Regions from separate parts of the Mus musculus genome. Here all the other regions are linked to region 1. The links are chromatin loops, found by intact Hi-C in ENCODE. Cell type or tissue: heart. All regions are shown on one strand. Links, peaks and the distances in the headings refer to the core of each region. The heading gives the core; the rest is flanking DNA.

What was found. Hi-C counts contacts between places; a loop is a spot of excess contacts. Peaks named below come from ENCODE experiments on the same cell type or tissue, not always from the same donor. Only the 100,000 strongest peaks of a DNase experiment are listed, where the experiment ranks them.
Region 2: a loop joins it to region 1, with 7 times the contacts of the local background. A loop is called at or near these places in 8 of 42 quality-filtered maps.
Region 3: a loop joins it to region 1, with 8 times the contacts of the local background. A loop is called at or near these places in 10 of 42 quality-filtered maps.
Region 4: a loop joins it to region 1, with 6 times the contacts of the local background. A loop is called at or near these places in 24 of 42 quality-filtered maps.
Region 5: a loop joins it to region 1, with 8 times the contacts of the local background. A loop is called at or near these places in 19 of 42 quality-filtered maps.

Annotation. Positions count from the first base shown.
Region 1 is chr1:75,014,098-75,020,252 of GRCm38, reverse strand. The region is part of intron 6 of Nhej1 (non-homologous end joining factor 1); the gene reads left to right. Among named protein-coding and RNA genes, the nearest start is that of Ihh, 66 kb to the right of the region's middle. In heart, for the core only: a CTCF peak has its summit at 3,175 (motif pointing right); DNase peaks (open chromatin) are centred at 3,192 and 4,132; H3K4me3 peaks cover 682 bases; H3K27ac peaks cover 1,398 bases.
Region 2 is chr1:74,923,367-74,929,521 of GRCm38, reverse strand. Cfap65 (cilia and flagella associated protein 65) reads left to right here. Exons shown (of 33, transcript NM_001039495.1): 4 at 165-267; 5 at 1,022-1,188; 6 at 1,318-1,517; 7 at 1,780-1,925; 8 at 2,286-2,508; 9 at 2,826-3,091; 10 at 3,949-4,149; 11 at 4,355-4,729. Among named protein-coding and RNA genes, the nearest start is that of Cfap65, 9.2 kb to the left of the region's middle. In heart, for the core only: CTCF peaks have their summits at 2,626 (motif pointing left) and 4,864 (motif pointing left); a DNase peak (open chromatin) is centred at 2,561; H3K27me3 peaks cover 4,289 bases.
Region 3 is chr1:74,877,488-74,883,642 of GRCm38, reverse strand. It overlaps Fev (FEV transcription factor, ETS family member), which reads left to right. Exons shown (of 3, transcript NM_153111.2): 3 at 981-2,134. The coding sequence ends at 1,567. Gm16582 (predicted gene 16582) reads right to left here. Exons shown (of 4, transcript NR_151618.1): 4 at 3,690-5,278. Among named protein-coding and RNA genes, the nearest start is that of Fev, 4.8 kb to the left of the region's middle. In heart, for the core only: a CTCF peak has its summit at 2,683 (motif pointing left); a DNase peak (open chromatin) is centred at 2,662; H3K4me3 peaks cover 1,131 bases; H3K27me3 peaks cover 4,427 bases.
Region 4 is chr1:74,946,300-74,952,454 of GRCm38, reverse strand. It overlaps Ihh (Indian hedgehog), which reads left to right and starts at 783. Exons shown (of 3, transcript NM_010544.3): 1 at 783-1,555; 2 at 3,890-4,151; 3 at 5,708-6,155. The coding sequence starts at 1,241. In heart, for the core only: a CTCF peak has its summit at 3,455 (motif pointing left); DNase peaks (open chromatin) are centred at 2,604, 3,554 and 4,354; H3K4me3 peaks cover 3,346 bases; H3K27ac peaks cover 495 bases; H3K27me3 peaks cover 5,000 bases.
Region 5 is chr1:74,961,834-74,967,988 of GRCm38, reverse strand. Nhej1 (non-homologous end joining factor 1) reads left to right here. Exons shown (of 9, transcript NM_029342.4): 9 at 221-643. The coding sequence ends at 295. Among named protein-coding and RNA genes, the nearest start is that of Ihh, 13 kb to the right of the region's middle. In heart, for the core only: a CTCF peak has its summit at 3,326; a DNase peak (open chromatin) is centred at 3,328; H3K4me3 peaks cover 499 bases; H3K27ac peaks cover 569 bases; H3K27me3 peaks cover 1,548 bases.

The DNA of each region.
Region 1 (6,155 bases), core at 366-5,365:
AGCTCACAAGAAGTGGCGGCCAGATGCAAGGCAGGAGGATTTGGAGCTCACAGCCATCCTCCGTAGCCAGCTGAGGCTACCCTCAGACATGCACACGTGTAATCCAGTACTCAGCAAGCCAAGACAAAAAGACAGTTGCAAGTTCAAGGCCAGCCTGGGCTACAGTAAAAGGCAACATTTTTTGTTTGTTTGTTTGTTTCATTTTTAAGACAAGAAAACAAGTCTGTTGCCTTTGGATTTTTCTGGGGTGTGTGCGTGTGCGTGTGTGTGTGCGTGTGTTTGAAACAGGGCCTCATGTAGCCCATATTGGTCTCAAACTCACTAGATTAGCTTTGGATTCTTGATCTTTCTGTCTCCAACTCCTAAGTCCTGAGATTATAGGCATGAGATTCTGCCTAAAAAATATAAACAAACAACAGCAACAACAAAATTCAAACCAAAAGCCCAAATCACCCAACTAAACAAACACAAAACCTGAGGTGACAGTACAGCTAAAGAAAGGATAGCACAAGGGCCCAGGCCACCCTCCTATCGTATTTAGTATTAATTGGCTCTTGGAATTTTGGTGTCAAGCATGAACAACTCATTGGGCCTTAGTTTTCCCATAAGGAAACCAGAACAATAATAAATGGATTATACTCCTAGGCATTCCACTCATGATAGTTCAAAAAGAGATAAACATAATAATAAACATTGATGATGATAATGAAGAAGAAGAAGGAGGAGGAGGAGGAAGAGGATGAGGAAGAGAAGAAGGAGAAGAAGGAGAAAAGAAGAAGGAGGAGGAGGGAGAAGAACAAGGAAGAGGAGAAGAAGAAGGAGAAAAGAAGAAGAAGAAGAAGTAGTAGTAGTAGTAGTAGTAGTAGTAGTAGTAGTAGTAGTAGTAGTAGTAGTAGTAGTTGAAGTAGAGACAGTGTTTTACTTGATAGGACTATTACCAGAAGCTTTTGGAACACCTTTTTGAGAATTCAAGGTGCCCTTTTGAATGACCAATGTATCAGTCTCACTTGGGAAAACTAGGGAGCTAGGTTAGGAGAGGACGTGTGTATCCTACAATTCTATGGCTAACTTCCGTTCCCTTTATTTACCAGGTTATAGTAGGATCAGTTAAAAACCACTATCTGCTTCTAAAGGACCAGGGCTCGATTCTCAGCATCCACATGGCAGTTCATAACCATCTGTAACTCCAAAGGGGAAATTGATGCCCTTTTCTGGTCTCTGTGGGCACTGCATGTATGTGGTACACAGATATACATGCAGGCAAAACACCTATATACATATAATAAATTAATTAACTCTCCTTTATTCCATTTGATGGAGTCCTATATATATTTTTGTGATGACATTTGGAGAAGTCCTTTTATATAACTTAAGCAGTTAATCCTGGTTTGGAATAGATAGCATCTTGCTTCTTTCTCTCTTTTCTTTCTTTCCTTCCTTCCTTCCTTCCTTCCTTCCTTCCTTCCTCCCTTCCTTTTTTTTTTTTTTTTTTTTTTTGAGACAGGGTTTCTTTGTATAGTCCTGGCTGTCCTGGAACTCACTTTGTAGACCAGGCTGGCCTCAAACTCAGAAATCTGCCTGTCTCTGCCTCCCAAGTGCTGGGATTAAAGACGTGCGCCACCACCACCCAGCACCTCTTTTCTTTCCACAAAGGACCTTGAGACTGGAGGATGCTTGAGACTTGGATGCTGGCATATAGTCCTTAGAATTGGTTCAGTATTATGTTGTAGGGGAAACTCAGTCTTAGTCTTTAGAGACAAAACTTGCAAACCTCCCTCTTCCCTCCCCACAAACTAGCCTGATTGCCTGGAACTCATTTGTAGTTCAAACTCAGAGCAATCTTCCTGTCTCAGCCTTACAAGCGCTGGTATTATCCATCCAGTGCCCACACTCCCTAACTACCATCTCCTTCTATTTCTTCATTTTGTCTCTACAAAGTCTGTGTATGATTTTGACTTGATCTTTGTGGCTCACACAGGTATTCATTAAGATGGATGTAGAATTTCTACACCAAATTGAGTCAGTAGGTAAAAGATGTTAGAATGTACAAGATTATAGACCTTGTGTATCTTACTAACCTACCTACAGTTTATGTCTGGTCTGTGGTAGGTGCTACAGAGATATCTGGTAAATTGAATGAGCAGGTGTATTATCTGTGGCATAAACTGACTTCTTAGTGAACTTATTACATATCAGAGTGAGAGATATAGAATGATACAGCAGCATAAGCTATCTAAGTCACTGCTTGTGGAACACTGTTGCTGTTATAGAGTTAGATGAGAAGCACTTGATCAAGGCATCTAGGTGCAAATTAGAATATCTACTTAAAACCCAGAAAACCAAACTAATGTGCTGAAGACAGAATTTAAAATAGAATCTATTAGCTAGAAAAATGATTGTTGACTTCTCACTGTTCTCAAATGCACAAGACTCTTGGAAAAGGAACTTTGCAGACACTGGATATAGACACACAGTGAAACACTCCGGAGCAGCAGTTCTCAGCCTGTGGTCTCCACCCCTTCCAGGTGGCCAAATGACCCTTTCGCACCTGTCTCATATCAGATATCCCCTCTCTCTCTCTCTCTCTCTCTCTCTCTCTCTCTCTCTCTCTCTCTCTCTCTCTCTCTCTCTCTCTCTCTCTCTCTCTCTCTCTCTCTCTGTGTGTGTGTGTGTGTGTGTGTGTGTGTCCTGGCTGTCTTCAAACTCAGAGATTCACCTGTCTCTGCCTCCCAAGTACTGTGCTTAAATGTATGTGCCACCACTGCCACCACCACCACTACCACAAGGGGGCTTAGGTTATCAAATCTCCCCCATATCAGATGTTTACCTTATGATTTATAACAGTAGCAAAATTACAGTTATGAAGTAGAAAGAAAAATAATTTTATAGTTGGGGTCACCACCACAAGAGTAACTGTATAAAAGGTTGCAGTATTAGGAAGGTTAAGGACCACTGTTCTGGGTGAACCAGAAATCTTCCCAAGATAGCAGGCCGGGAAACCAGAGTAAATTTCTCCGTGGGTCTCCCTTTTATTAGAGGTTATTCAAGTGCTGTGTCCCTGAGTTGTATCGTGGTCCCATAAGTTATAGTTAATGTTCTCTTAAATTTTTTTTCCTTTAGCATTTGTGATGAATCAAGGCAGGCAAATATCAGGTTCATGCTGTCCACTCCCTAACAGGAGTAGACAGCAGGTGGCGCCAAAGCCTCGGATACTTGTGCTGCTGGGAACTGGAGCTGCAGAGAGGGAGGGATTCTCTTGAATTTCGGGTAGGGCGTTGGAGGACTGGTTGTCTGAATGTGGCTCAGATAAGAAATTCTTGTAGGCTTAGTGTCTTCTAGCTCCCCATCACCATTACACAGGTGTTCTATCTTGACAACCTACTTTGGCAAGAAGATTAATGGGAGGGATCCCCAAAAATTTGAGCAGATGAGCCTGGTCACTCCTGACTGTCTCTTCTGATCTATTTAGTAGCTGTCCTGTCCTCTCTGTGAATTTGTTTTGGGTTATTTTGTTTCTGGTACTGCTAACCATGTTGCTCTTTGATGGCTGAACTTCATCTGCGTCCCTGGTTTCTCTTTGTTATTATCCTTCTTTTTCCTTGAGAAAAGGTCTCACTATGTAGCTTAAGCTGTCCTCAAACTTGGTGTAGACTCACAGCAATCCTGCTGCAGCCTCCTAGGTGCTGGGAATACAGATGGGAACTGTCACACCTGACTTGATTCTATTTTGTGATGATTTTTCTTCTTGGCATACTTTGACTTAAGAGACTTCTTAAGGATACATTTTTTTTTTCTTTTTTTCCACTGTCCTCAACCCCAGTTTCTCCAGAGGCTGGGACTAAGTGAGGAAGAGATGCACACTGGCTCCTGGACAAATTGAAAGTGGAGGTGCAGTCGCCTGGGCTCTGATCAAACTCCCCAAGTCTGGTTCCTTAGCATCCCTGAGCTGCCCCAGACCTAGGTTGCCCCCAACTTTGATTGATTCCAACAGCCTAGTTGTTAGTTCCTTTCTAGCATTGTCCCTGAGACGCCCCTAATTTCCCCACTCCCTTGGCAAACCCGCCGGGCTGTCTCCAGCCTTCATTCCTGGAGCTTGTTCCTTGGGCCTCCCCCTTCCCTGAGGCGTGTTTAAGGGCTGGGCGGAGCTGGCCGCCTGAATCCCCTGTGGCTCCTTTGGTTCCTGGTTCTATATATATCCCTGTCCTTCTCTGCACAGGGTTTGATATGGCTTTATGGGCATTTCCATCCGCTTTACAGACACAGCTACCACAGAGGCCCGTTTCTCCCGAGAAACCTCAGCGGAGCCCGGCCTGTAGAGAACTCAGTCTGGTCGCTGAATCAAAGCTCTCTTCTCTTCCTGCCCTCCCCAGCCCTCCTGCCCTCCGCCTCCATCTCCTGGCTCCTTAACCCCAAGTGAACAACAGAACCCTGGGGGAGTGCTCCAACTCCTTGGCAGAGCATTTGGAGCCCCAGAGACTTGCAGAGAATTCCTTAGTGTCCATTCTCAGCCAAGTTAATTGGGGGAAGGTCTGACCCTGATTTCTAGCTTAGGCTCTGTGGTAAGAGGGCATTTTAGGGAAAGAGCAGATTCCAGCAGAGCTGGCAGGTTCTCTGGAGGCCTGTGATGAGAAAGTATAGCCTTTGACTCTGAAGCTGAGGGAGTGTTTGGGATATATGAGGAGACACAGGAGCAGATGTAGATTTTAGGTGTTCAATGTGGTGATATTACATTACTCAAGATAGTAGGGAAATCCAGGCCTGGGGAAACCACATCTGTAATCCCAGCATTTGGGAGGCAGAGGCAAGTGGAGCACCAGCTTAAGCTTATATACTGAGTTCCAGGTCAGTCTAGGCTACAGAGAGACTGTTTCAGAAAACAACAAACAAAGACAGTAAAACAGACACTACTAGGAAACTTCCTTTGGCTTATTCTGGGTTGGATCAATCAGTGGAATCTGGCTTTGAAAGGGAAAGTTTGCCCAGAATAAAGGAGAAATCTTGTTGAAAGTTTAACTTTGCGTTAGGAAGGAATAAGAACTGCTACCCCACCCCCATTTTTCAAATGCTTAACGTCCCAGATCACAATAGCTACTATTCTGTGTACCCATTGTATGCCAGGTACTTGGCTGTGACTCTGACCACTGTCACATTGGTATCTTTCAAAGTACAGAGAGTAAAACTGAGATTCAGGTGTGGTTTAGTCCTATGAAGGATCAACTCATCTGTGTGCAGCTGCTTCTTACTGTCTAGGTGGGCCCAGGCAAGAAGGCAGCTCACTGCTTGTGCTCAGAGGCCTTCATCCCTGGCTTAGACATCCATCCATTTGTGACTTTTGCTGTCCTGAGTAGCCTGGATAGGTATTTTCTTTCTCCTGTGGTGTTTGTTTACTGTTCTTTCGTGGGATTTCAGATTTCCATGATGGTGGAAGGCTTGTAAAATGAAAGGGTGGAAAAGGGTTACTGTGGCAGGAGCCAGTGCTGGGCCAGGTTGAGGCAGCAGCACAGACATCTTTTATAATGGTGTGTAGAGCTGGGAGGCTTATAAAGCCGATGCAGGCAGATAGGGGGATAAATCATGTGAGCAGTGGGCAGGGTGGTGAAGTCGAGGTTAGGAATTAACTTTGTGTTGGATGGAGCCCAGATTGTGGGATGGGAAGAGAGGCCTCTCCTCTTTTCCTCTCCTCAGCTCTGTTCTTTGCCTTTTCTTTCTGTCAGTCCTATTCACTTTAGGCTGTGACATGTTTGCCCTAGCCCTTCCTGTCCCTCCTCCAAGTTGCCTGAACTAAATCAACAAGGGATAGCGTACCCCAGAGCAAGGGGAGGGGCCGTGTGTTCCATGCTGCCTGATCAGACTGCTTTGAGTCTTGCAAGTTTGAGTGGAACAGGCTGTTTCCTCCCCCTTGCACTATATACACGGTGCCTACCTGGCACATTGTTGTGTGTTCTTATAGATTGCAGCCCTCCTATAGAAAATGGACTTAAATCCTCTCAGGTCATAAGGAAGATACACAATGCTGTTCCAACCATTCTGTACTCATCTTGATGTGTGATATCCCAGCCTACCTGCTAGTGTAAGCTTCCCTTGGCTTCTTTTGAGAGCTGGGACAGGTCCAGATCTCTTCATTCAGGAACAGTTGATGATAGAATGGGTTTCTC
Region 2 (6,155 bases), core at 679-5,678, 91 kb after region 1:
CTGGGTCACATGAGACCGTGTCTCAAAAAATAAAATTACAAGGAGAAGGAAGACATAGGTCCCCTTACAATCTGACCCCTTAAAGAGTGACTTCCATCCTCCGGCTTCCTCTGGTGGTTCTGATCCTGGCTCAGACGTTCTTACCACCTGGCTCTTCTCTGCAGGCCTCCCAAGACCAAGTTCTTCTTCACTATCATTCCACAGCCCATCTTCCTGAGCCCAGGCATAACGCTCACACTTCCCATTGTCTTCCGACCTCTAGAAGCGGTAAGGTCAGCCCAACAAGCAATGCAGTGTGGGGGAGGGCAAAAGATCCGAGACCTCAGAATGGGAGGACGGTTTGAACAGCGGGGATTTCCACACACACCGGTACATCCTGTGTTTGGGAAGCAGAAGCAAGCTGATCTCTCTGAGTTTAATGCCATCCTGGTCTGCATAACTGCATCCTGGTTTGTAGTCAAGGCTACAAAGTGAGATCCTGTCTCAGAAAAATAACCAAACAAACAAACAAAAAATAAATTAAAAAAAAAATCTACAGCTTAGGAAGACCCTCCCTTGATCTTGTTCAATAAAAGGCTGTTTCCTATTGGGCATGGGGTCAGAAGGGCTGTAATTATCACCAGAAAGCTCTTGATTCGTTAGGCACTTACTCTCTGCAAGGTTCCTCAGAATGTTTCTTGTAAAACTTTCTGTCTTTGAAGCTCATTATATTGAGTTATAGCCTCACGATGCCCAGGTTATCCTGGAACTTCTAGGCTCAAGGGAATCCTCCTGCCTCAGGTTCTTGAGCAGCTGCAATCACAGGGGTATGCTGTTGAATCTGGCTCCTCAGAATTCCTTGTTTCCCACAAAAGTGGCTTTTTTCCCCTCAGGGGCCATAAGCATTCATGAAATTCTGATATGGTCAGTCTTCCTGCTAGGGATTCATTGGAGGGGTGGCTTAGCAGAAGTGGAATGTCCTGACTCTTACCTGAACACCACTCACTGGTAACTGTCTCTTCCTCTACCTCCTGTCCTGCAGAAGGAATACACAGACCAGTTGTGGTTTGAAAAAGAAGAGGGGGTGTTCTGTGTGACCCTGAAGGCCACCTTGCCTTGCTACAAGCTAGACTGCCCATCATCTCTGCAACTGCCCATGTGTGCCCTTGGGGACACAGTGGAGACTTGGTTCTGTCTGAACAATGTGGGGTGAGAAGGTCCTGAAGTAGAGAGAGCAGTCCCCGGGGGTGGGGGAGGGGGGAGGAGAACTGTAGTGAGCAGGGGAGACAGGCTCCTGCCAGCAGAACCCCAAGACCTGACCTACTCCCTCACTCTTAGGGACCTGCCCACCTTCTTCACCTGGGAAGTCCCAGCCCCATTTCAGATACTACCCACTACGGGGTTACTGGAGCCAGGCCTGGGTTGTAAGATCAAAGTGACCTTTGAGCCCCTCATAGCTGTCATCCATGAAGTTGAGGCATTGTGCTGGTACGGAAAGGGAAACAAACAGAAGAACAGCATTAACATACAGGCTGCAGGTAAGCCTGCCCTCCCACCAGAGACCCTCCTCAGCCCTCCCTGAGCTTTAGATCTCAGGGCCCCCACCCCCCACAGGTCCCCACCTGCCTATCACTCTTCCACCAGCCCTAGGCTTTATCTTCTATAAATCACAGACTATCCCTCCCAGTGGTAGAGGCAGGGGTGGGGACACACGATACACGGTCTTGTAGGGACTGTTCAGCTGGGGCTATAGAGGCCCTGATAGGTTCTCCCTAAGACAGTCCCCCTTCTCTGCCCCAGCTAAATGTGCACAGCTGCTGGTGAGCATAAAGCACAAGGGGCTAGAGGACCAGGATCAGGAAGGCTTCCAGAAGGTGGTACACTTCGGCTATGTCTCCGTGGGCTCCGTCGCAGAGCGGCAAATCAGGCTGTATAACCCATCTGCGGTGTGCATGCACTGGGAAAGGATAAGCAAATGGGAATGGGCAAGGCTCAGGGACCCCAAGCCTGGGTATACTCCCCCTTCCTCCCCATTCCCAGGGTTCATGTGTCCTGTAGCCCACTGAGTGTTCTGACCCCCAGGCCTTAGGCTAGCTCTCATACTACCTTTGGGAGAAGTAAAAGATGTCCGCCCCGCCCCTCGCCCCCCCCACCCCCCGCTCTGGGCAGCCTTGAGATGGGACACACGCGTGGCCAGCCTGGATACCACCTGTCCCTGATCCCTCATGTGGCTTCCTCAGTATGATGCACAGGCCGCCCAAATCTGGGACTAGAACCTTTCCTTCCCCTAACCCCTGGCTCTACAGGTTAACGCCCCCTTCAAGATAGAAATGGCCGAACACGTGCTGACCAAAGACCCGAGCTTCTCATGTTCCACAAGCCAAGGCATTGTGCCCCCGGGGGAGAAGAAATGCCTGTCACTGTTCTTTCACCCCAAGACTTTGGACAGCAGAGCCATCGACTACTTCTCCATCATACCTTCTGGCTGTGCCACCAAAACTTTGCTCCAGGTTGTTGGTTTCTGTAGAGGTAATGGTCGTCCCAGGATGTCACGCTCCCCAGAACTCGAGTGTCCCACTAGGGAGTCATTCCCTTGAGCGCTTTGTCCACTCCTGGTCCCTGGGCCTGGGTGTCTGCTGTCCCCTGGTGGCCATTGTGGGAAAGCACTGTGGATACCTGGTGATCCCATCTTTCCATACAGTAATGATGGAACTGAGTTTTGCAGGGCTCCAGGGAGCACTCCATCCAAGCGGTGGGACTTCCTATGAGATATCTTTTGAGGCTGGCACCCTCCAGCCCACCCAAAGGGCAAGGATCTCTCACAGGGACCCCTTTCCTCTGCCTAGGTCCCGATGCAGTGCTGCAGCACTCCTGTGTCAACTTCCACTGGGTCAAGCTCGGGGAACGCCGGGAACAGACTCTGTGGATTGAGAACCAGTCAGACTGCCAGGCTCACTTCCAGTTTGATATTGACTGCCAGGAGAGTGTCTTCAGCATCAGGCCTGCCTTTGGAACCCTGGCAGGCAAGACTCGTATGACCCTGCACTGTGCCTACCAGCCCACTCACCCTATCATCAGTTTCCGGAGGGTGGCTTGTCTCATCCATCACCAGGTGAGTGATGGAGAAGGGACCAAGATGTGGGGAGGAGGCCCTGAGACTAGGAGATGAAGGCAAGGCTTGGTGGGCACCCTCCTCCTTGCGGAACCTCTAAGGGATCTGACTGGGTCATCTGCCCCTGTAGAGCCTCTGCCATGGTTTAGGGACAGAGCATGACCAGGGTGCATGAAAAGCTCACTGGTCCGGGTGGGTGTGCCAAGTTCTCCCCCACTGCCCTCGGGCCATTGGCTCTGCTGCTTCTGATGTCACTGCTGCCAGTCAGTGACGTCACCTCACTCGGGCATGCGCAGGAGGCGAGACCTCTGAAGCTAGAACCCAAGCCCAGCCCCCATGGGCATGTGATGTACAGTACCTGGACATGGCAACAAAAATGGAGGCTGGAATGTAGCCTAGGATCCCCCATCAACTGGGCTCTGGGCTTAACCCCTCTACCTGGGGAAAAGGCTCTTTTGCCCGGTTCTCATAAGTGCAGCATGGGCTCTGGGAGGCCTTGGAGCAAAGAGACAAAGCAGATGTGGTTTTCTGCCATTCTACACTGGCAGGGTGGGGCTAAATGCCGGGTATGATAGGCTTCTGTTTGTCACCAGTCAGCAGGAGAATGCCTGGGAATCATGGGTAGTGCAAGAAGAGCAAGCAATAGCTGAGCATCCTAGCTACAGGTCCAGGCTGCTCTCCCCTTGACTTGCCCTGGGATACCACAACTTTCTGCTCAGCTAGCAGGCAGCTCTCAGGATGTTGCCCTGACCACCATCCTTCAGCCTCTGCTCCCTAACTCTCCTCTGTCCAGCCCCCCACTTCCTCTTGCCTCACCACCTACCCTGGGTTCTGTCTTGCATGGACAAATGTCACAGGACCCACTGTTTCTGGACCTGATTGGGACCTGCCATTCAGACAGCATCAAGCCAGCCATCCTGACACCTCAGCACCTCACTTGGTACCGAACACACCTGGCTCGGGGCCTGACCCTCTACCCTCCTGACATTCTGGCTGCCATGCTAAAGGAGAAAAAGCTGGAACGGGACGAGGATGGGGCCCTCATATTGCCCATTGAGGTATGTGAGATGCCAGACATCCCAGCCCCACACAGGCGGGCTGATCTCTCCAGGATCCCCGACCCTCCCTTGCAAGTCACTGAGTAGGCCCGTGCCCTACACTACTGTAGCTGGGGATGACCCGCATGGAACACTTGAAGCACTTGAGAGGAGGGAGCCGAAGAGAGTCAGCAGCAAGAAGAATGACATTTGAACCCTGTCCCAGTCTCTCCCTATGCAGGAACTGGAGGACCTGCCAGACCAAAAGTACCCCAATATCCCTCCCATGACGGAGTACTTTTTTGACGGCACCAGGGACCTGGCCATCTTTCCCCCAGCTGTCTGTCTAGAGCCCATTGATGTGGACTTTGGTGCCTGTCCTGGGCCTGAAGCCCCCAACCCTGTTCCTTTATGCCTGAGGAACTATACCAAAGGCAAGATCACCGTGGTCTGGACTGGCAGATCTGACTGCCCTTTCTGGGTGACCCCAGTCACTAGTGACGTGCCCCCACTCAAGTCCATAGCCCTGCGCCTGTACTTCCAGCCGTCCTCTCCCAACTGCCTCTATGCTGTGGAGCTAGAAGCCTTCGCCGTTTATAAGGTGTGTGCATACAGACTGAAACAACTGTGGAAGCTAAGTCTCTCCCTAGAGCCTGAAGGGCAGAGTCTGGCCACAAGGATGACCCGTGGCTGAAGGGCATTTCCTAACTGCTTCTATTTTTTCTTTGGCTGGACAGTGCCCTCTTCTGGTTTTATCCTCCCAGGCTCATGGTCTGACTTGGCTCTCCTGAGTCTCACTTCTGTGTGGTCTTCCCCCTTGCCTCCCCCCAGGGAAGAACTCAGCTGGGATCAAACCCTTTGGAAAAACTTAGTGCCTAGGGAGGAGCCCTCTGGGGGGTGTCAGGTAGGGGTCCCTGGTCACTAGGCCTTAAAGAAGGTACCCAAAGCAAAAACATTGTTTTTATTTTGTAGTTTGTAGGGTTTTTTTGTTTTCTGTATTTGTTTTTGTTTTTGTTTTTGTTTTGTTTTGTTTTGCTTTTCAAGACAGGGTTTCTTTCACTATACAGCCAGGGTTGGCCTCAACTCCTTGCAATCTCCTTGCTTCAGCCTCCCATTTCTGAGACTACAGATACAAACTCACAACTTGCTGCTCAAAGCATGGTTGTGGGGTTTTGGTTTTGTTTTGTTTAGAGAAGTTCTTGTCTAGTGTATGCTAGTTTTGAATTTGTTGCATAGCCAAGGACAAACTTGAACTCCTGGTCTTTATGCCTTCATTTCCTGAGTACTGAAATCGCAGGGATGGACTGCCACCCTCAATTAATTTGGTGCTAAGGTCCAAACCTAGGGCTTGATGTATATTAGGCAAGAACTCTACCAACTTAACTATACTCTTGGTGTTCTCTCTCTCTCTCTCTCTCTCTCTCTCTCTCTTCCTCCTCCCTCCCCCTCTTTCTTTCTCTTCTTTCTCTTCTTTCTTTCTTTCTTTCTTTCTTTCTTTCTTTCTTTCTTTCTTTCTTCCCTTCTTGCTTGCTTTCTTGCTTTCCTTTCTTTCAAGACAGGGTCTCACTGTGTAGCCTGGAACTCCCTACGTAGACCATGATATATGCCACTATGTCCACTCAGACATAGATTCTACTCAGAGTAGAATCTTTGACTGTCCCATTCTCATATATTAGCAGGGCTATGGGAGACAGGTAGGAATGTGATGCTAACTTCTGCTGGCCAGTTCTGAGTACAGCAGATTGTGGGTTCTAGACCTGTGCTGATCCATAAGGCAGGCAGGCAGGCACCGGCCAGTCATATGTGACCAGTGAGCACCTGAAATACAGTGGTCCAAGTAGAGAAAATGTGCTGTGAGTATAAAATACACCCAAATTTCAAAGGCTGACTATGGAAATAGTGTAAAACATCTCACTAATAGCCTCTCCAGTGATTGCATGCTGAAGTGACTGGAGTCTGGAACTATTGAGTCAAATAAAATAGATGATTGATATTTCATTCTTTAAAGAATGTGGCCACTGAAACAT
Region 3 (6,155 bases), core at 524-5,523, 140 kb after region 1:
TTTAGGGTTCTGAGTCAGTGATACTGAATAGGGAGGAGGTGAGTCTGTTTTATTCTAGAGAGGAATGCGGGGGGGGGGGGCAGTTTGTCTGCTTAAGGCTTCAAAACAGGAAAGTGTGAGTTCTGGGTCACTCACCCCCCTACACACACACACCCCTTGCCTGCATATGACACTTGGCCACTATCAGTTACCCTGAGATCTGTAGGAAAACCAGCCAGGAATCCAGCACAATCCTTTTGCAATCCTACCTCTTTCTTCGGGATTGCCCACCACCACCCTCCCCGGCAGAGTTCTGGCATCTTCCACTGCAGCACAGAGATCAGCGCACCTGGAGGTGGGGAGGATGGGAGCCTCTGAGAGTTGGTCTCTTTTCTCAGTACACGGAGCTTCTCTCTGTTCTTCTTGTCTGGCATATAGTGCTTCTTCAAGCTGGGCCTGTTTTACTGTATGCCTTTGGGTGGTAGGGACTGTTTACTGCTCGTATAGGTGGGGCCAAGGACCTTCATCTACGTGCATAACTGACCATTCTGTCTGGATCTCTGGACAGGACCTCAGCTGGTTGGGCAGTTCAACCTCCTGCACCCGGCTGGCTTGTACCGCACCGCTGTGCAGTCTTTGCCTTAAATAAAGGAGACTGGTCAGGGGGGTAGGAGGGTCTGGTGTCTGGTCCTTACCTAGGAAAAGCCCAGCTCCGCCACCGCTTCTCCACAGAAGAGACAAGGTTTCTCCACATGCAAACAACCACAAAACAATGTGCCCCAGGTCCTTCAAAATGAAAGCCTTTTCCGTTGTACTCTGCTGGTCTACACTGGTTGACTAGCTGCTTTCTGCTACACACAAGGACGCAGCCAGACGTTCCCTTACCCTCTCCGAAGTGGGTTGCTACTGGTTTGGATTGTTTTCTTGCTTCCCCTCCACCCCCACCCCTCCCTAGTTCCAACCTGCCCCAGTCCGTGGCTAACTGCTCCCGTTCCCCACAGGCAGCGGGCAGATCCAGTTGTGGCAGTTTCTCCTGGAGCTGCTGGCAGATCGCGCGAACGCCGGTTGCATCGCGTGGGAGGGCGGCCACGGCGAGTTCAAGCTCACCGACCCGGACGAGGTGGCGCGGCGCTGGGGCGAGCGCAAGAGCAAGCCTAACATGAACTACGACAAGCTAAGTCGCGCGCTGCGCTACTACTACGACAAAAACATCATGAGCAAGGTGCACGGCAAGCGCTACGCCTACCGCTTTGACTTCCAGGGCCTGGCGCAGGCTTGCCAGCCACCACCCGCGCACGCCCACGCCGCTGCGGCCGCCGCCGCCGCCGCTGCGGCCGCCCAGGACGGCGCCCTCTACAAGCTCCCGGCCGGCCTGGCCCCGCTGCCCTTCCCGGGCCTATCCAAACTCAACTTGATGGCAGCTTCGGCGGGCGTTGCGCCCGCTGGTTTCTCCTACTGGCCTGGCCCGAACGCCACCGCCGCTGCCGCCGCCACCGCCGCGCTCTACCCCACCCCGGGCTTGCAGCCCCCTCCCGGGCCCTTCGGCGCAGTGGCGGCAGCTTCGCACTTGGGGGGTCATTATCACTAGACGGGGACGGCCGGGTACAGCGGGGCCTCTCTCACATGGCCCAGTGACCAATCCCATCCTCATCCTCGGAGGAGCCCCGAAGCTTTCCCCGACGTTCCTTTAACACAGATTTCATTGCAGCAGCCGCGCCCAGCCCAGGGAAGAAAGGATGGGAAACCCCCGAGGTCTTCCTTGAACATCAGGCTTCCAGGCCCCGTTATCTTCGCCCCAGGAAGGGTGCATGGGCTCCCACTTTAATTTTTCTCTTCCAAGTCTCCAGATTCTGGAACTCCCGTGTCTTTTTCTTTTCTCACTTGCACCCCTGCACCTCGTTATGACCCCTATTTTTCTGGGATTTTCTTGGTCCTCATTTTCTGACTCTCTCCCACAACCCACTCCAAAAGGTAGTACCTCAAGGCTTCTCGCACTCCCCTATTTCCTCGGGATATGAGAAGCCTCGATAAACATCTCTGCCGTTCCCCATCCCTATATCAACACTCTGGCTTCCCTTTCTCCCATATCACACTCTGGCCCAAGGACCCCAGCCTGTATATATCCCTTTCAGCCCCATTAAAGCTCCCAAGCGCCCTACTGCCTCCTCTGTCCGTTCATTGCTGCACCAGGGCCCCTTCAGGGAGAGTAGAAGGTTAAAGGCTCAGGCAGGCAGAGCAAAAGGCCTCCAAGTGTGAGGGCAAGCAAGCGTGGGGTGGCCTGGAGTGAGGAGGACCCAGTGGGTGAGATCCTGAGAGGGTGCCTCTCTCACCCTCACCCCATCCCATTTCACTCCAACTTTCAATCCAACAAGTACTCGCCTTCCTCCATCTCGCCATTCTGCCATCTCCTCGCAGCATCGCATCCAACAACCCGTGACCTTTTCCTCCATTCCATCCGAAACTTCTTGCATCAGCCACTCTCCATTTTATCCTAATTTAATACTTTTCCCCGCCTCCACTCCCTGCTTCGTGCCATTCTCCCAAGACCACCTCTCACTTTCCTTCACAAATCTCCTGCTGGCTCCCAGTAGCTATGGCTCTGATCCTCCCTGTTAGATAGATGCCTCTGCTCTTTAAAGGCTTTCTCGGACTGCGTTTGGCGACTGGTCCACTCTTTTCCCGCTAGTGGTGCGCGCCCTCTGCTGGTCCGAGAGAGGATAGGCCGGTCTATGGCTAAATCTAGGGAAGATTTGATGGAAGGCCATTAGGTGCTTTACCTACTAAGACAAAAGGACCAGGGCCGGGTTGCCTCCACATTTCCTTTGCGCTTCAGAGTGAGGGGTAAAAGGAGGGACCCAGACCTTTCATCCTGAATCCAGCCTTGTGAGGTCTGGGAAGTGGGTCAAGTGATCTTTCTGAGGCGTCAGGGCTCACCATTCAGAGGCACTTGTAATCCTTATCTCTGTTTTCTTTTCTAAAAACCTGCTGTCTGGGAAGCGACCTTAGATGTCTCCCCTCATAAGAAAACTTTCAGGGGCTGGTGAGATGGCTCAGTGGGTAAGAGCACCCGACTGCTCTTCCGAAGGTCCAGAGTTCAAATCCCAGCAACCACATGGTGGCTCACAACCATCCGTAACGAGATCTGACTCCCTCTTCTGGAGTGTCTGAAGACAGCTACAGTGTACTTACATATAATAAATAAATCTTTAAAAAAAAAAAGAAAAAAAAAAGAAAACTTTCAGGAGGATAGTTGTAGGTATTTCCAGAACAAAGTCATTTGTGGGAGAATGCCTTGATATCTTGGTCCTCTGTCAGGCAAGCAGGAGATTTCCGTGTCCTTGGCAGAATGGAGAAATGAAGGTGGAAGCCTGGGTAGTTAGAGTTTGGAGTGAGTGTGGGTGAGCATCCTTTCCCAGATCGCCTATGAACCACCCAGGCCCAGTGTTATTCACTCACTAACTCCTCCTCTCCCCTTCCCCTTCCCCTTCCCCTTCCCCTTCCCCTTCCTCCTCCTCCTCCTCCTCCTCCTCCTCCTCCTCCTCCTCCTCCTTCTGGTTTCTAAATATTACACACTGTAGGGAACCCAGTCAGGCATGGTGGTACACACCTGTGATCTTAACACTGAGAACTAAGAAGCAGGGGGAGCCAGACTCCGAGGTCAACTTGGGCGAAAAGCAAGACCCTGCCTCAAGAAACAAAACAAACAAACAAAAACTTGAAAAGCCTCCATCAGATATTTGTTAGATAGAAGGTGTGGTGAGGCTGGGAGCAGGGAGAGAAATCACTGTGCCTCATGCACGGGCTTTACTTGTTCCCTCTGTCTAATGACCTTCTTTTTTTCGATGCCATTTTATTTGTTTTTGTTTTATGACATAGAGTTTTTCTGTGTAGCTTTGCCTGTCCTAGAACTAGCTCTGATATCAGGCTGACCTTAAACTCACCTGCCTCTACCTCCTGAGTACTAGGGCTAAAGGCATGCACCATCACCCACTGCATTTTCTATGACACTTTTTCTTTAAAGATTTATTCATTTTATTTTATGTGTATAAGTGTTTTGCCTTCATGTGTACATGCACACCACACTAGGGCCTGGTGCCTGAAAAGGTCAGGAGAAGGTGCTGGGTTCCCCTGGAACTAGAGTTATGGGTGATTATGAGCTACCATGTGGGTGCAGGTAACTGAAGCCTGGTCCTCTTCAAGAGCAACAAGTGCTTGTAGCTGCTGCACTGCCTCTCCAGCCCCTATCCATGGCATTTAACACTCAGAGCACTCTGCCTTTCAGGCAAAGCTGTGCTCCATGTCATGTCCTCTAGAGCTCTTGAGATGGAGAATGGACCCATATAGTCCAGACAGTGCGTGAGCCAGGGGCAGTCTGGCCTGCTAGAGGCTTAAGCCTTGTAGAGGGCATTGGAGGGACACCATGATTACAGCCCTGTTTACAGAGACAGAGCTCACCAGAGGAGACCAAGGCAGGATGGAGAAATCTGAGCTGCCAAGAATTTCCTGGCAAAGGTTGTGGTCCCGTTCTTAGATATTTTTAATGCATCTTTAAAGATGTATTGATTTTATGTGCACTGTTGCTTTGTCTGCGTGTCTGTGTGAGGGTGTCAGATCCTGAAAGGTCGGATCCTGGAGTTATACACAGTTGTGAGCTGCAATGTGGGTGCTGGGAACTGAACCAGGTCTACTGGAAGAGCAGCAAGTGCTCTTAACCCATCTCCCCAGGCCCCTGTACTTAGATCTTTATATGAAATGAGACAGAACCCAAGTCACAGAAAGGTTGGGGCTAGTAGAGGCTGTGTACAAAGTAGTTGTGTCTTAGAAAACACGTGAAATGCAGGAAAACTGCATTGACAGGGAAATGGCATTTAGGATGAAGAAAGGGATCCACTCTCTGGAGCACGGAATTCCTCCTCCCCCATCCCCAGAATGACATGCTCCGTGTAGGTAAGCACTTCTAGAAGGGCAAAGGGAAGCCACACGGTGTGGTGAACCAGGAATTGAAGAGCAAGAACTCTGGAGAGACAATGGCAATACCTCTGCAGTCTGGGAAATCACCTGGGGTGTGAGAAGTGTCCTCACTTATCCAGAGAACAGTCCCCAGGGAGAGGACCCGCATGAAGATGGTTGAGAACATTGCTGGGCATGTGCTCTGAAGTTGCAGCAGAGCTGATGGTACTCGGAGCTAAGGAAGAACCCCAGGCATGGCACATGTCAAATCCTTTTGGGAATAGTTGAGAGTGGGGAAGGGTAGGCCTGGTGGCTTCTCTAACCTTGGTGTCCTTGAAGTCCCTGTAAGCTGTTGAAGAAGGGATTTCAGTCAGTCATTACATAATAGCTGAAAGATGGTCAGCTAACTGATCTCACTTATGAAATCTCATTTTTATATCCATCCAACTCTGTTGTTTTCTGTTCTTCTATCAGTCTGGGAGATTGATACAGACTGGGAACAGTTACAGTCGTGGCGTGTCAATGAACTTGCCGCGTGATCCTCTGATACATCTCACCTTACAAAAAGTCAGAGGCCAAGCCACGGATCTGCAAAGTGTTCTGTGGAACCTTGGGGGTCACATGGATTCTCTCTCTCTCTCTCTCTCTCTCTCTCTCTCTCTCTCTCAAGCACTTGTTTGAGCTGATCATAGATTAGTCCAGCCTCAGCATCTTAGAAAACTCTGTCACTTTCCCTAGCTCAGCTCATCTCTGGCAGTTCCCCTGCTGCCATGACTATCTTGAGGCCACTGGTTTTTGTTTGTTTGTTTGTTTGTTTTTGTTTTTGTGTTTTTTTGTTCTGTTCTGTTCTGTTCTGTTCTGTTCTGTTCTGTTTTCCGAGACAGGGTTTCTCTGTGCAGCCCTGGCTGTCCTGGAACTCACTCTGTAGACCAGACTGGCCTCGAACTCAGAAATCGACCGGCTTCTGCCTCCCGAGTGATGGAATTAAAGGCATGCTCCACCACGCCCGGTTGAGGCCACTGGTTTTTGTTTGTTTGGTTGGTTGGTTGGTTTTGGTTTTGGTTTTTCCAGACGGGGTTTCTCTGTATAGCCTTGGCTGTCCCGGAACTTACTCTGTAGACCAGGCTGACCTTGAACTCAGAAATCTACCTGTCTCTGTCTCCCAAGTGCTGGGATTAAAGGCGTGCACCACCCAGCTGAGGCCACTGTTATACTCAGGCCCCAAT
Region 4 (6,155 bases), core at 777-5,776, 68 kb after region 1:
GAGCGAGTGATTCCCAGGCAGTGCCCGTCTGCAGGTGGATTGGGATCCGTTTGTTTGTTTGCTTGTTTGTTTGTTTGTTGTTTATGCAGCACGCTCAGTGCTCTTCCCTCTCTGTGGATGTCCCCACTTCAGGCTGTTATTCTGTATGGCCTTTCTCCCTTGTTTTTAACAGTGTTTCCAGTCCTATTTGACTCCTGACAAGGCTACATTGCCTCCACCCGCATCCCCTAGTTCTGTACTGGGCAGTATAGGGTCCCCAGCTGTGCACCAGGTCAATACAGAACCCTGCTCCTCCAAGCTGAGAAAGGGAATGTTGCCAGGGCCAGGGTGGGGCACCAGGTTATGAATGACCTCCAGCTTTCGGGTTTGCTTCTCCGCAGGGGACACCGTAGGCGGTTGTGCGGTCCGGCCACTACCCCCCTCTTGCGTCCGGCTGCGACGTGGGTTGCGGTCTCCGTGGGGGTGGCATCTCCTGTCCAGGAGATTTGCGCCTGGTGGGGCTCCCAGGAGCCGCAAGGAACGGGAAGGAGAGACCAGGGTGGGGTGAGGCCCGTCAGGAGGACAATCGCAGGCAGCGCAGGGGGCGCAAAGGGCAGCGGGCGGGTGGACGCGCGGCTGAGGAGCGCGCGGGACAGGGCTGGCTAGCCTTGGGGCCGCCCGCCGGAGGGGGAGGAGGCTGTGCTGCCCTTGCTGCAGGTTCGCTGTCGAGCGCGCAGGAGGCAGGGACATGGATAGGGTGCGGTCTGCGCGGGTCCCGAGCCCGGATCTCTTCCATTTCCCCTCTCACTCGACCCCGGGCTGCGCCGCAGACGGCAGCAGCTCCCGCTCTGCCCGAGCCGCCTGACCGCCGGGCCGGGGTGCTAACCGCGGGTCCCTTCAGTCCGCCGGCCGGGCCAGCCCAGCCCAGCCCGCCGGCCCTCAGCCCCGCCGCCCGCCGCCCCCCGCCGTCGCCGCGTTGCCAAAACAAACGGGCCGGCCTATTTATTGGCGGCCGGCGAGCCGGGCAGCTCAGAGTCGAGGCGCCGAGGGGGACAGCACGCCGCCACCAGCCAGGGCCCCGGGCCCCCGCCCCGCACCTGAGTCCCGTCGGCCTTGAGCCGCGTCGCGCTGCCCATGGCGCCCCCGCATGGAGTCCCCAAGAGCCACCCAGACGCCTGAGTCCCCGAAGCTGTCCCAGCCACGCGCCCACCTATCAGCCCACCAGGCGCCCTCGCCCGCTGCTCTCCCGGGCTACCCGGCCATGTCTCCCGCCTGGCTCCGGCCCCGACTGCGGTTCTGTCTGTTCCTGCTGCTGCTGCTTCTGGTGCCGGCGGCGCGGGGCTGCGGGCCGGGCCGGGTGGTGGGCAGCCGCCGGAGGCCGCCTCGCAAGCTCGTGCCTCTTGCCTACAAGCAGTTCAGCCCCAACGTGCCGGAGAAGACCCTGGGCGCCAGCGGGCGCTACGAAGGCAAGATCGCGCGCAGCTCTGAGCGCTTCAAAGAGCTCACCCCCAACTACAATCCCGACATCATCTTCAAGGACGAGGAGAACACGGGTGCCGACCGCCTCATGACCCAGGTGAGCGCGATCGGTCCTCCCAGCGCGCCATCGAAGCATCGCCACCTGCCCGGCCCTATCCTCTCTTCTAGCACCTTTTTTCTCGACTGCCTGGCACGCCCCCTGGCACCTGCCCTTCTTGTGAATCCCGGGTGTCTTTCTGCCCAAGATGGGCTGGCCAAGGAACCCCGCGGGAGTGTTAGCATCCGGGATCCCGCCCGGTGTCTTTGAGAGGAGCTTTCTGCCGCTGCCAAGCCCCGCAGGTTGGCGGGCGGCCCCTCTGCCCGCGAGTGCTGGCAGCTCAGGTCAAATCTGGAACTTGAAGGTACCTGGACCTGGCTGCCTCTTGTGCCTCCGGGAACCACGAAATCCCTCTCGGCCTAACATTTCTCACAGCCCAGCCCTGGTCATTACGAAGCCGTTTGGCATCCCTGAGGCGAAGAAGCTCAGGACACCGGGGACCCCGTGGCCTTCCCTTCCCTTGTGCCCTTGGTTAGCTGCGCTGCCCTCTCCTGGAGCAGCGACTTGGCTGGTTCTGGGCTTAAGGAATAGCAGGGGAAAGAAAGTCGAATGTGGAGACAGAGGTAGGAAAGGGAACCAGCCGAGGGAGCCCACGTGTCTGTCGCGAGGGCTGAGCGGCGCGGTTGCGGTTAAAGGGTGGGGTGCTGGAGCCTTCAGGCTCTGAGACCAAGCTTGGGGAATCCTTGAGCTTGGTAGCACGGACAAGAAAGATTGGAAATAGGAGTAGGGATGCCTAGGAAGGCAGGGAGCAGAGCTGACACTAACTTATCTCTGCATGCACGGAGCAGGACCCAACTCCACCAGACATCAAGGACACACACTTCTTTCTCCGAAGTCTGGTGTGCCTTGGGAAAGATACACACCCCTTTCCGCTAGGGTCTATCGGCTCTTCCCCTGTTAGAAGACTGCCTTTAGGAAGAGCAGCTTAACCACGGCCTTCAGCATGCGCCCTGGCGCCGGGGCCGGCCGGCCGATGTCGGGGCCGAAGGTTGGCCGGTGGCCGGGCCGGGCTGGGCGCCGAGGAATGCAGATAAGGATCCGGGCCACAGGCTGGGCAATCATTGACAGCGAGGGCCCAGGCTCTGTACCCGAAGGAGGGGGTAGAGGGGAAGAGTCAGGCGGCAGCTGGCTAGTGAGGTTTAAGAACTCGATCACAGGGATCTAGAAGGAGCTACCAGAACCGAGCTACACCCCCGGGCGGTGGGGGTGAGGGCAGTGAGCACCCTCAAGCCAGGCTGCACAGTATGGATTTAGTCACTGTTGGCTCTTGAGGTTAAGTCCAAGGGTCTGTAAGGGCCTAGGCTCTGTGGGGGCAGAGGTAGGTTGATAGATACTTGGCGGGATCTCACACCTTACCTAGGTGTTAAAGACTAGTGGAGGGCTCCTTCCTCGTAGGTGGAAACTCCACCCCCTTCCTTCAGTCAAGTGCACGGTCCCTTGGGCAAAGGACAGGGATTCATGAATAGGCAGCCACTGATGATCCCCCTAGGGTGTCGCTGTTCAAGGAAGATCCAAGGATTCAGGGCCAGTTTCTTGAGATCATAGGCTCGGTTATTTCTCCATCCTTTCCTAAATAGGGACACTACACCCTGGTGGAGGTGGGAGAGTTTACAGGTCCCTTCTAGGGGGTCTCCCTGTGTCCAAGTCAGAGAGGAGGGGGACTGGCTCTCTGCCTGAGGTGTCTCCAGCTAAGCATAGGCAGGTGTGGGTTCAAAAGAAGGTTCCAACGGGAACGTTTCGTGTCACTTGCTGGCGGAATCTAAGAAGAACTAGAAATTTCTACCAACCCTCACCCCCACCCCCAGATCCGGGCCGCTGTTGGGTCTGCACCTGCCGTACTGGCAGGGCTCGGTGTCTGGTGGCCTCAGCTCTGAGGCTGCGGTGACACCTACTGGGCACCTTTGGCCTTGCATGCCCAGCAGGCCAGCCCGCAGGCTGTTAAAATTTCCTCCCTCGTGACAGACAACCCACCTTGATGCCTAGGTAAAACCGAGCAACCGGGCCCTGGAAAAGCATAGCTACCCTTGTGGCGAATCCAAACGCCAAGCAAGTGACAGGGAGCCAAGTGGATCTCCACAGACTGGAGAAGAGTCCCCTGAGAGTTCATGACTCCATGCGTCCTCCAGATCCGTGGCGCCACTGTGTGGCCTAGGTCCCTGGGGACTCAAAGCTGCTAGACTGGGAGAACACATTTAGAGTCCTCTACTCCTAAGGGAAAAGGGCAGAGGTCCTTCCAAGTTTTCCAAGTCCCATGAGTGCTGTCGAATCTTCTGTCACCTGCTCCCCACCGGGTGGCTTCCTTTCCCTAACTTCGAACTTCGTTCCCCTCCACAGCGCTGCAAGGACCGTCTGAACTCACTGGCCATCTCTGTCATGAACCAGTGGCCTGGTGTGAAACTGCGGGTGACCGAAGGCTGGGATGAAGATGGCCATCACTCAGAGGAGTCTTTACACTATGAGGGCCGCGCGGTGGATATCACCACCTCAGACCGTGACCGAAATAAGTATGGACTGCTGGCGCGCTTAGCAGTGGAGGCCGGCTTCGACTGGGTGTATTACGAGTCCAAGGCCCACGTGCATTGCTCTGTCAAGTCTGGTGAGCCGCTGCTGCCGGGGGGCTGGGCCCGGGGCCGGGGCCGCAGGGAGTGGGCAGGCAGCGCAAAGCCCGCTAGGGCCAAGGAGAAGATGGCCTCCGGGGGATGGAGGCGGGGACCCGAGGGAAGAGGATTTCCGAGGCGGCGGCGGCGGCGGCGGCGGCAGCGCTCCCTGCAGCTGCTTTGGACTGCTTGCTCCTCCCATGTCCGGTAGTGTCCCGGCAGGAGCCTAGAGAGACAGGGCCTATTTCCCGAACCACTGAGTGCTGACCTGGTGGTCCACAGCCCAGAGACTGCCACAGGAAGTGCAAGACAGAACAAGTTGAAGAGATGAAGGAAGCCAGGTTGGCAGGCACCACTGTCCCCGATCCAGGCCCATGCAGAACAAGGCATGATGGGGCTAGGGGCCAGAGTGTGTCTAGACATCAGAGTGCCCGACCAGAAGCCTAGAGTTTCAGAATCTACCACGCAAATGCAGGTCAGGCCTCCCAGAGGGGCGCAGGCGTCCCCAATCTCCTCCCCAGAGCCCCAAAGCTGGACATTTTGGAGGTAAATGGACTCAATAAAGTGGATTTTTCCCAGATTGGCCGCCTTGTTGATCAGAACTGGCAGGCACTGGAGCCTTGCCCCTCATCCCCAGTCTCACCAGTGTCCCTGTCACTTACACTTAACCCACTCACAAATGCTTCACATGGTTCTGTGGGTCCCACTCGACTGCACACCCCCTCTACATAGGACTATATAGTAGTTGCACTCAAAGACTGGCACACTAGACTTTTTTGGGGGGGTATTTTTGATTCCCCCGGGTTTCACAAGGGTGATCCTACCTACTACCCCCACCCACAACCTGACCCTTCCAACTGTGTGTACCTAAAATCATACCCACTTCATCTATAAACACCGGTCCAAAGGTCAGCTCGCCAAGTGGCCCATCCTGTTCATTACTCCTGACTCCAAACGCTGACCTCCATTCCACCATCTGACGCCACTATGTCCGCCCCCGCCCCCCCCCCCCCCCGCATAAGGGACCAACATATGAACTGAAAATGATGGGCTTTGTCCTTGTCGTTGCCCCACCCCCTGAGCACTCGATCTGGGGATGCTTCAGGAGCCTGTTTTTTCCACGGGTCAGCTCTGTCACAGTCCTTAGAATGCCACTCTGGGAGGGCCATTTCTTGGAGGTATTTGATCAAGTGGTAGAACAGACCCTAGCAAAGCTAAGCCAGCTTCTCTATTTCCACAAGGCTCTCTTGGGTTCAGGTCACAGTAGCAGCTTTGCTGACCTCCAGCCTCTGGAATTCACGACAGAATCTAGTGGGGACATCATCTGGTGCTCCAGCCCCTGTGTGTTCCTCTCAGTGGCTAGGGTTTGGGCTAGAGAGAAGAAGGGCAGAGGATCAAGCTATGGGTTGGTGGTGGGTTATCAAAGAGTGGGGTATAGTGATGGGGGGTATCTGAAAGCAAGAGAAGCTCTCCTGGGTTAGGGTACTAGGGGCGGGACACTGTGTCTGAGAGTAAGCATCCAGCAGTAACACCTTCATGTCCCTTCTACCTACAGAGCATTCGGCCGCTGCCAAGACAGGTGGCTGCTTTCCTGCCGGAGCCCAGGTGCGCCTAGAGAACGGGGAGCGTGTGGCCCTGTCAGCTGTAAAGCCAGGAGACCGGGTGCTGGCCATGGGGGAGGATGGGACCCCCACCTTCAGTGATGTGCTTATTTTCCTGGACCGCGAGCCAAACCGGCTGAGAGCTTTCCAGGTCATCGAGACTCAGGATCCTCCGCGTCGGCTGGCGCTCACGCCTGCCCACCTGCTCTTCATTGCGGACAATCATACAGAACCAGCAGCCCACTTCCGGGCCACATTTGCCAGCCATGTGCAACCAGGCCAATATGTGCTGGTATCAGGGGTACCAGGCCTCCAGCCTGCTCGGGTGGCAGCTGTCTCCACCCACGTGGCCCTTGGGTCCTATGCTCCTCTCACAAGGCATGGGACACTTGTGGTGGAGGA
Region 5 (6,155 bases), core at 398-5,397, 52 kb after region 1:
CTTGCTTTTCCTGCCACTCGGGCTGAATGATGGACCTTAACTCCCTTTTCACCTTCCTCGACTTCCAGTGATGGCCTGTGAGGGACACGCCCACTTAGACGCTCACAGCACTGCCTACAATAAATCTTAAAGCATGTCAGACACTTTAAGAAGGCTTCAACCAACCAGGAGCCAAGAGGTCTGTTTCAGAACAGAGTAACTGAGTTTCCTTTCCCTCCAGGCTGCTTCAGGCCCTATGCATAGAGCTCGGCTGGTGAAGTCCAAGAGGAAGAAGCCCAGGGGACTCTTCAGTTAACTCTCCATGTCTCAGCCACCACGAAGAGAGCAAAACCGCTTCCTAGCATCACCTGGAAGGAGCTTGCATGGCAGAGCATCCCTCAGAGGCCTGAGTTTGTGTTGACAGGCCACCTGGATGGGGACTTTACCAGGGGAAGCCTGACTCCAACTCACTGGCATTCCGGATATGAGTGACACCAGCTCCTTGCTTGGGTAGTGTTCTTTCTCTAGAACTAGCACCCTATGGCAAACTTAGGTACATGAAGCAAGTTTACAAAGAGGCGCATGCCCAGAACTCCTGGCTGCCTTTCACAGGGGTCTCTCTCTCTCAACACAGAATAAAGGATGCTCACACTCCTCGACTGTTGAGGTTACCTGTGATCTCTGGATCCCAGAATCCCCCTAGAACAGAACTGGGTGTCCCCTAGTCCTGTTGGGTCACATCTGAGCTATCAGCTCCATCCTACAGACGCTTCGTCAGCTTCTCTCATGAGGCTGAGGTCAGCCACAGTTAGAAGACTTGATCTTGAGAACTCTCTCCATGTTGGTACAAGACAGATTACATTTCTGTCAAGCTTGTGTGTGCTTTTTCTGTTTCCTCCCAAAGCACAGGGAATAGGCTAAACCATAATGTCAGGACAAATTACAAATGACTTCAAGTAGTAGGGCTAAAGTAAGGTCCCACAGATGGGGAAAAAAAGAAATTTGACATTTTTTTTTTGGTGTGTGTGTGTGTGTGTGTGTGTGTGTGTGTGTGTCTTTGTATGACTGTGTGTGTATACTGTGTTCGCCTGTCTATGGCTGTGTCCCTGTATGTCTGTCTTTAAACACATACCCACACATAACACCACCACTCTGGCTCAAGACAGTGGCCCAAGACACTCTGTGTAGCCCCAGCTGGCCTAGAACTCACTATGTAGACCAAGCTGGCCTAGGAACTCAGAGCTCAACCTCCTAGGTGCTGGGACTAAAGGCATGCACTGGTTTAAACTGTGTATAGGAGGATGACCTTGACCTCCTGGTCCTTCTGCTTACATTTAAGTGCTAGGATTACAAGTGTGTGTGCTACCACACATGGTTTATGCAGTGCTGGAGATCAGTCCTGTGCTTCCTGCATGCTAGGCACTCTACCAACTAGGCTACACCCACCCACATCCTCTGTCTTCACTCTACTTAAATAATGAAGTAAGTATAGCTAGGATGCTAGGGAACAGGAACCGACCCCAGAAGAATCCTACAACAAAACTGGCATCTTACAGTGTTTAGTAGAAAAAAGTATTAAGGCTAGGATGCCCCAAGAAGATTGCTATGAGTTCGAGGCCAGCCTGAGCTGCAGAGTAAGATAGTGTCTGAAAACAAGAGATGGTTGAGTGAGACAAGCAGAATCCAAAAATCACTCCTGGGCACCTAGGCTTGTCTGCACACAGACTCTTGGTCTTCTCTGCCATGACTTCTTGTGTAGTAAGACCATCTGAAACTTGACCTTGATAGCAGTGGGAAGTGAACTCAGGATTGCTGGGAACACTATGGTAGAGGGAGAGTCAGAGGCAGATGCAGAAACCACTTTGGTGTGCTTGCTTTGGAGGGCTTCCCCGTCTGTCTTCACCCTCTCCCCCTGAGACTGATGTCTCTGCCGGATGTCAGTTCATGGAGATAGGACCATACAAGCCATGCTAAAGTACTAATTATTACAACAGTAATAAGCCGGGCAGTGGTACCACACACCTTTAGTCCCAGCACTCAGGAGCAGAGGCAGATAGAACTCTGAGTTCAAGGCCAGCCCTGTCTACAGAGCCAGGGCTACACAGAGAAACCCTGTCTCAAAAAAAAAAAAAAAAAAAGGGTGTGTGTGGGGGAGCCACAGTAATAAATGACCAGCTTTCTTTGAGCAGTTTGTGTACCAAGTAGTCTGTCCATATGATCATCTCATCATATGATCATCAGCATCATCTGAAGATGGTACCAGTAACCCACTAGGAAACCTAGTCGTGAAATTATTGACTTATTAAATGTGATGCAGCTAGTAAGTGACAGCCCAGCTCGTTACAGCTTCTTAGGTGATTGACTAAAAATATTTCCAGGAAGATTTTTCTTCTTCTTGCAGTCTTCCACAGTCCACATCTCTTTCCTGGACCCTGCCTTCCAGCAGGATGGCTCTCCTCCATGCGGGCTCTCCGAGACGGGAGCCCCTGGCGATGCTGGGGCTTTCTGCTGGCCACACATTCCCCTGCTGCTGCTCACTTTGCTTTACCTTGGGGCAGGGCTGCAGCACCTCAGGGTGTGCCCTGTGGTAGACACTCACCACAGTGAAGCTCTGTGTCCTACCCTGGCTAATCCTTCTGCCCAAATCGCAGCCTCAAGCAGGCATTCTTAATTATGACTCCCCTAAAATTACAAGGAAAGTTCTCCAAACAACTTTGTTCATCTTCTCATGAGATTGTGGGACTCTATCAAAAGAGTATGCCTCGTCACCTTCCAGTCCACTGCTCCTGTGTTCTCAGAGGCTGCTCCTGCCTTGGGGGTATTGCTCAAATGCGTCGTTAGGGAAACATTACTGCCAGGAGCCCTGGCTCAGGCATCACTGAAGCCCTTACCCCTGAGCTGGGTGGTGTTTGAGAATCATTCATCCCAGGGCAACTCCAGGGAAATCCCGCTTTGACAAATTGGCCTAGCCAGGCTCTATTCCAGCCCTGCCCCCTGGCTTGGGCCCCTCCCTGAGGCCCCCAGCCTGGCCCAACCCCCATTCCCCATGCACATAAAAGGGTCGAATTCTCGTGGCTGCTCCATAAATTTTATTCCGTAAATATTAGTTTTCCCTGTGTTTAATAAAGCAGTGGCCCACCTCCCCGCCTACCCGCCCGCTCCCCGGGGCCGGGGCTGGGGCCAGGGCTGGCTGGTGGGAGAAGGGACTCTTTCAATTGCTTTGGAGTATTTTTAGAAAAAAAAATAATATAAGGTGGTTTACACGAGCAAGCCAGCAAGCCAGGAGCAGGGCTTGGGACCTCGAGGAAGTTCCTGCAACTGGACCTAAAAAGTAGAGAAACAGCGCCACCTAGGTCACGAGGCCTACTTGGCCATGCTGGTGATTCCCCCATGCTGTCAGCTAGGGACCAGCCAGCTAGCGCAGGTCACTCCTTGCTGAAGAGCTGGATAGTACTCCCTTACCTGGTGCCTTATGGAGTTTCCCAGCAGCCCTTCCAAGCAGAGACCAAACTGGGTTCTGGAAAAACCCACCAGGGCCATTCCTTTCTCTTGACACTAGGAGCTAGCCTCCTGGTCCAGGAGTGTTTCCAAGGGATAGTGATGTAACTGAGAAGGAAGAAACCACCTCATCTCCATCTTCCCTGGAATTCCTAGAGCTCAAGGTGACAGAGAGAGAGGTCTGTGCTTCTGTACTCTGGACTGGCTAGACCAAGATCTTTGCAGGTCGGCTGGCAAGGCTCATCCCAGGGCACCCGGAGAACACTCCTTGTTCATTTAAGGCTCCCTTAGCTCCCAATCCTTTATTACCACTACAGGTGGGAGCAGTCTGGAGAGTCTCGGGAGCCCCTGCTTATGCTGCAGAGATGGTGGAGATGGGAGGGACAGGGACGAAGAGTTGCACCTCTCCTACCCGGCTGTTGGTTCTCCATCATTCCTGATGTTGCCAGGGACAACTTCTTCTCTTCACTCACTCTGTCTTTTATTTTCTCCGACTCACAAAACTACAAAGATTTGCTCTACAGAGTTTAAGGGAAGCCTAACTCCTCTAATGACGTTGACCTGACATGAGCTAACCTCTGCTAACCCCGTCATTACTCATTAATGTACCCTATGCCAACAGGCATGTTTCTTGTGTGCTTTGGTTTCTGCTTTTCATATGAACGTTTCGAACTAGCTGGAAATGTCACCATGATGATGTTATGGTACTAAAGGCACAACTATGTTAACAGTCTTTTAAGCAATCAAAATGTATTTTTCTAGGTTCTTCTCTGAGTAATCTGTCTTTTGTAATAGTCTTTGGGATGGGAGGAGCCCGTTTCAAAGGAGCGAGGGACACAGTGTAAGGAAGCCATCAACCATAGTTACTCATCCCTGGTCCCTGGAAAAGTTGAAACAGATTATACTAGGCCCTTAGATACAGGAGAACACTCAGGCAGAGAAGGAAGTTACTGTTTTGGGGTGGCCCCTAGTTGCTGATCCCACGTATACTATATGGCACGCAAGATCAAGGCTGTTTGTTGAGTTTGGCGCCTTCCTTGGTCCACTTTCCTGGGCCTTCCTTGAGTGAATGAGAGGATTGAGTTGAGGCAGCCTGTCTGAGTGTGAGGGGTGGGGACCCCAGGGGATCCCTGTTAGAGAAGCTCTCAGAGCCCTTTTTAGGGAACACTTCCCCTCACAGGTACTATATGGCAGTCCTTTATGTACCTTCCCAGTTCTGTGGTTCCCACCTGGCACATGGGATGCCATTAGATGGTACCAAAGTACTCTACCGAATGCTTACTCTGTGTACTGGCTGGTAAGCCGCACACTCTCTGCTTTCCTTTCTGGATCCCAGCAGACCTCTGTTTGCTTCCCACACCCCTGGACCCCAGTGAGTGAGTGCTGGCCTCTGGGCACCCAACTCTCATGGACTTCTGAGAATCGGACCGACCTACCAGGGGAACCCGGAAGAGGCATTGGAAGAACTCCAGGGTGTGGGGAGCACACAGCCATTGACTCACCTGGGACGATTGTGCCAGGATTACTTGTCCTGCTGGGCCAAGGGCCAGTAGTTAAAGGAGCATGCAGTACACTCTACCTCCTTGAGCTTTGGGGCCCAAAAACAATGGCAGAGCTGTAACTGGGAGTGGGACTTGGGGGCTTCTGGGAGTCTCTTCTGAAATCTGGGTGTTATATTTACTTTTTCATATGGGCAGCTGGAAGGGGAAGCCCATCCCAGCTCAGCATTGTTGTCTAACATGGTTAATCAGATCCTATAATCCTGCTGTGGAAATATTGGGCCTCACTCAAAACAATAGAGACCAAGAATATTGTGGTTAAATTTCAACCAACTGCCTCCCTGGCCTGTTTGCCTAACCCCTACCTCCCTCTCTCGGGCCAGAGTCCTCCCAGCTTTATGGACCCCTGATAGGATCCACAGCCTGGTCAGAAATCGGTGACAGGAGAGGGGAGAATAGAGCAGGGGAGAGAGCAGGGGTTCTCTCTACTGCTGTTCCACCTGTCCTCTCCTCCCTCCCCAGGCCTTGCGTGGGGAACAGGGGTGATAGTGAGGTCAGAAACAAGCACTGCTTGGTACCATGGGTGGTAAGGAAATTCCATGTTCAAGACATGGTCAGGAAAGACCTCTGATATTATTGTTGTCACCTGATGCCTCCAGGGCACTGAGCAGTGCCAGTGGGTATGCATCACTCTTGGGAGGGATGGGAAGACACTGGTTGGAAGGCAGAGTGCTAATAACCCCAACAGAACAGCAACCTTAGTGCTAACAACCTGAAGGTCTGCTGAGGTGGTGCTCACGACAGCTTGAGTGTTTTCATGGTGGAGGCTAGCTCCGTTGTGTTGCTAGCTTTGATAGCTGTGAATTAAATGTAGCAAGGTAATTTAAGTAATTATAATATCAAGCCAAAGGGATACACTAAAATGAAAAAGAAGTGTGAGTCTTGAGTCAAAAGATCAGAAGCAGTGTCTGGGTTAACGATCTGTTCATGGAGAGCCTGAGAAAGCTGCCTCTGCAGACTTGGAGCCTCCTTAGCTTTGTACTTGGCCGTCATACACCCTAGATGTACAGGCCACAGGTTGCAGCCACACTGCTCCTGGAGGTGTCACCAGTCGGTGACGTGAGTTACAGTGAGGCCCCAGTTCCAGTACTGTGGACTATTGAACGGTCAAAGTATACA